Linked DNA regions of Homo sapiens: region 1 is linked to region 2. Evidence: read pairs that join two places in POLR2A ChIA-PET (ENCODE). Cell type or tissue: Panc1. All regions are shown on one strand.

Evidence for each region. Peaks named below come from ENCODE experiments on the same cell type or tissue, not always from the same donor. Only the 100,000 strongest peaks of a DNase experiment are listed, where the experiment ranks them.
Region 1: POLR2A ChIA-PET joins it to region 2 with 7 read pairs; 2 of 35 experiments call an interaction of 5 or more read pairs at or near these places.

What each region holds. Positions count from the first base shown.
Region 1 is chr12:50,185,477-50,187,976 of GRCh38, reverse strand. All of the region lies in intron 9 of LIMA1 (LIM domain and actin binding 1), which reads left to right. Among named protein-coding and RNA genes, the nearest start is that of CERS5, 19 kb to the right of the region's middle. In Panc1, no CTCF peak of the experiment used is centred here; no DNase peak of the experiment used is centred here; H3K27ac peaks cover 2,500 bases.
Region 2 is chr12:50,369,542-50,372,041 of GRCh38, reverse strand. The region is part of intron 1 of FAM186A (family with sequence similarity 186 member A); the gene reads left to right. Among named protein-coding and RNA genes, the nearest start is that of FAM186A, 26 kb to the left of the region's middle. In Panc1, no CTCF peak of the experiment used is centred here; no DNase peak of the experiment used is centred here.

The sequences.
Region 1 (2,500 bases), 180 kb after region 2:
TGTGAGAAGTATCAGGCCTTTCTACTTCAAGAGACTCAGAGATCTCTTAGGCTTTATGTCCTCCCATTTGAAAGAAATCATCCCCTAAACGTTCCCAGAGGAGAGGATAGGGAAGGAAGAGGCAAGGAGATGTGACTGGCCCTAGGGAACAACTGTCTGCCCTCACTGTGTACGGGACAACCAAGTCCCAGGCCTCCTCACAGCGTTTTGCTGATGAATGTTGAGAGAGAACATGGCACTCTACGTGAGAGGGCAGCACACACTGCACTGCCCCTCTCGGTACCCTGCCAGCTGTTCCTCCCCCTGAAGACACAGTGGGAGGTTTTATGCTGGCTTGCAAAGCTGTCAAAATTATGCTAGAAGAGTGTCTAGAATCTTTTCTCACTCACTCACTATTACTGCCTTTTCAGAGGACTGTCCTTTCTTCTCTGTGTAGAGCACTCTATTTAAGATATGAATATTCCCCAAAATGCTTTCATAGAGTTTCACAGAAAATTAGAGGAAGGGTTAAGGCTGCACAGGGCTGGCCCAACCATTTGCTGTGTGGTGAAGAATTTCAGTTTCATTACCTAGATATTTTACACAAATTGGAAGGAATGAAAGGCATTTTGTGGTATTCTGAGGAATAGAGGCTTGACGTCAATACAGAATTTTCATCTTCTTTCACTATGTCTAAAGGCTAGTTAACATCAATGTCTGTTGTCAGCTGCTCCCCCCTACCTCCCACACACACCACAACTGGGGCCTTTATTAGAGTAAAAAATATATGAGACAAGAGGGTAAAAGAATGTAAATGAAGCCATGCAAATTTGTTAGAAAAACAGCTTTAAGTAGATGGTAATCAACAGAGGGTCTGTAATATCCCTCAAACGGGAAAGACAGTATTTATGAACATCAATTATTTATAGATTACCTCATTCACTCTAGAATATCCTGAAGATATTATCTACACATTTTTATTTGAAACAAAGGGAAGACCATAGTTTGTTCAAATTGCTGTCGTGGGATTAATTTCATTTGGGTTAGCATCTGCTCTCCTCCCCAAAGAGTTTCCCTTGGCTGTGGAAATTTAACATTCCAGGACAATTTAGAAAATGCTCTCTTGGTTTGTGAGTCAGGAGTTCTGAGTTTGTGCAGTGAGCAGGTCTATGCAGACCTACCCACAAAGGCTGAGGGAGCTGAAAAGCCAAAGAAAGAGGCTGACAAATCCAGTTTCTCAGAAAGAAACATTTAATAAGAGCTTATGAACAGAAGTGATGTCTAGGAGGCCATGAGACAGTGGATCCCTGCACCAGCCCTCCAGAAAATATCCTTTATATAGCAAGGTTTTAGGATAAAACATGTGCAGCTAGTCACGCTTGACTTTCTTGCAAAACTTATCACTGGAGCGATTGGATAAGCATCTTTATGAGGGGTTGTCTATGCTCTGGGCACTACCCCTTTATGAGGGATAATCTATGCTACAGGCATTGTTTAAAGACTTTGCTGCAGAACAAACCACCTTGGTATGCAGGAGTCAAACCACCAGTTAGCATGGTGGTTTCACTCCAAGATGGCATCACTCCTGCCATGCAACAGGCTGTTTTCCTACAGTTTTAATTCTATTTCTGTTATTGACTATGTGAACTTTGATAAGACCTGGTGTTTAACTTTCTACTTGGTAGGGGCAAAATGGTGGGAGAAGGGGAATGAAAAAAAAAATCTCTTACTAACTGAAAAAATATACTGTGAAGATAAAAAATGTCTAACATTGTCGTATTGGCAGTGTTTTAAACATGGCTGTGCCAAGTCTGAGCATGCCATGAAGGCATGGGCAGGATGTATGCCAGGCCTGTGATAATGGTAGAGATTTTTAGGCACTGACTATGCTTCCTGTTGTCTGAATAGACATGGGGGCAATTACAGAAAAGTGGCTGAGAGCCCAGGACATAGAAAATAAAGGGGAGGCACAGCCGCAGCCGCTGTGAGTTGGCATTTTACCATGTCGGGACCCTCTTGTCTTTATGAAACTAGAAGGGGCCCTTAGGCAGCTGCTGCTGCATAAACCTTAAATAATATTGAAAAGGGTTGATGTGAGAAATGAATAGGAATAATGGGACTCTGATAGGTCTGGCTAGTTAGAAGCTCAAGGTTAGTCAATTATGTGAGCTAGCAATCTATTAACTTGATGTTAAGGAGGAAGACAGACTTTTTGCTCCATGTGGGTGAAGGCTCTATTAAAGAGAGAGCCGATGTGGGTCAGGTGTGGGAGGTAGTAAGCCACTAAAGAATTGTTAATGAGACACTCCTTGTGTGGGTGAAGGCTCATAAAAGCTCGCTCTCCTGAGCTGGGATATGTTCCAGCCTCAGGTAGATACGAGTGAGGCTGATTTTGCCATGATTAGCAGAGTTACTTAAAAAGGAAAAAAAGAAAAATGTGGTCTTATTCTTGGATCTGAGTCTCTGAGTTTCAGCTCAGCTGCAGTAAAGCTCTCCAGGGCACGCCAAATGCTGTGTATTC
Region 2 (2,500 bases):
TTAGGAGTTTGAGACCAGCCTGACCAACATGGTGAAACCCCGTCTCTACTAAAAATACAAAATTAACTGGGTATTGTGGCGCATGCCTGTAATCCCAGCTACTTGGGAGGCTGAGGCAGGAGAATCGCTTGAACCCAGGAGGCCGATGTTGCCGTGAGCCAAGATCATGCCATTGCACTCCAACCTGGGCAATAAGAGCGAAACTCCGTCTAAAAAAAAAAATTAATTGTGGTAAAATATACATAAAATTTACTGCCTTAATTATTTTTAAGTATATAGTACAATAGTTTTAAGTGTGAATATATATTGCCATACATTATTTTGCAACCAAAGTCAGAACTATTTCACCTTTCAAAACTGAAGTTCTATATCCATTAAACAACAATATCCATTTCCCTTTCTCCTTATCCCCTAAAAACCACAACTGTACTTAGTTTCTATGAATTCAACTATTCTAGATACCTCATTTAAGTGGAATCATAAAGTATTTGTCTTTTTATGACTGGCTTATTCACTCAGCATAGTCTGTTCAAGGTTCATCCATATTGTAGTGTATGTCAAAATATCCTTCAATTTTAAGGCTGAATAACATTCTATTATGTATATTTTAAAATTAAATTAAGTTGGCCGGGCACGGTGGCTCACGCCTGTAATCCTAACACTTTGGGAGGCAGAGGCAGATGGATCATGAGGTCAGGAGTTCAAGACCAGCCTGGCCAAGATGGTGAAACCCCGTCTCTACTAAAAAATACAAAAATTAGCTGGGCATGGAGGCAGGCGCCTGTAACCCCAGCTACTCTGGAGGCTGAGGCAGGAGAATCACTTGAACCCTGAGGTGGAGTTTGCAGTCAGCCGAGATCATGCCACTGCACTCTAGCCTAGGTGACAGAGTAAGATTCTGCCTCAAAAAAAAAAATTAAATTGAATTAAATTTTATTTTTTTGAGATGAAGTCTCGCTCTGTTGCTCAGGCTGGAGTGCTGTGGTGCAATCTTGGCTCACTGTAACCTCCATCTCCTGGGTTCAAGCGATTCTTCTGCCTCAGTCTCCCAAGTAGCTGGGATTACAGGCACCCGCCACCATGCCTGGCTAATTTTTGTGTTTTTTAGTGCAACGTGAGGTTTCATCGTGTTGGCCAGCGTGGTCTCAAACCCCTGACCTCAAGTGACCTGCCCACCTCAGCCTCCCAAAGTGCCGGGATTACAGGCATGAGTCACTGTGCCTGGCCTCCATTGTGTATATATATAAATATATACCACATTTTGTTTATCCATTTATCTGTCAATGGGCACTTGGGTTACTTCTACCTCTTGGTTATTGTGAATAACGACACTATGAGCATGAGTGTACAAATATTTCTTAGGGACCCTGCTTATAATTCTTTTGGATGTATACACAGAGAACAATTGCTAGATCATATAGTGATACTATTTTTAATATCTGGAGGAACTGTCATCCTTTTCTTCACAGCAGCTGCACAATATTACATTCCTACCAGCAGTGCACAGGGTTCCAATTTTGCACAGCCTCACCCACACTTGTTATTTTCTGTTTTTTTCATAGTAGCCATCTTAATGGGTATGAAGTAGTATATCATTGTGGTTTTGATTTACATTTTCCTAATTACTAGTTACGTTGAACATATTTTCATATATTTTTGGGCCATTTGTATATCTTTTTTGGATCCTTTGCCCATTTTAAAATTGGTTTATTTGGGTTTTTGTTTTTGTTTTTTGGGGGGTATGGAGTGTCACTCTGTCGCCTAGGATGGAATGCAGTGGCACAATCTCGGCTCACTGCAACCTCTACCTCCCAGGCTCAAGTGATTCTTGTGCCTCAGCCACCCAAGTAGCTGGGATTACAGGAGTGTGCCACCATGCCTGGCTAAGTTTTGCTTTTTTTTTTTTTTTTTTTTTTTTGAGATGGAGTCTCGCTCTGTCGCCCAGGCTGGGGTGCAGTGGTGCAATCTCTGCTCACTGCAAGCTCCGCCTCCCGGGTTCACGCCATTCTCCTGCCTCAGCCTCCCGAGTAGCTGGGACTACAGGCGCCCACCACCACGCCCGGCTAATTTTTTGTATTTTTAGTAGAGACGGGGTTTCACTGTGTTAGTCAGGATGGTCTCGATCTCCTGACCTCATGATCCACCCTCCTCGGCCTCCCAAAGTGCTGGGATTACAGGCGTGAGCCACCGCGCCCGGCCTAAATTTTGCATTTTTAGTAGGGATGGGGTTTCACAGTGTTGGCCAGGCTGGTCTCAAACTCCTGACTTCAACTGATCTGTCCACCTCAGCCTCCCAAAGTCCTGGGATTATAGGGGTGAGCCACCAGTGCACAGCCTATTTGGGTTTTTTGGTTTTTCTTTTTTTGACATTGAGTTTGTACAAGTTATTTATATATTGTGGATATTAACCCTTAGTGGATATACAATTTGCAAATATTTTCTCCCATTTCCTAGGTTGACTTTTCAATCTGTTGATTTTTGTCCTTTGACAAACAAATGT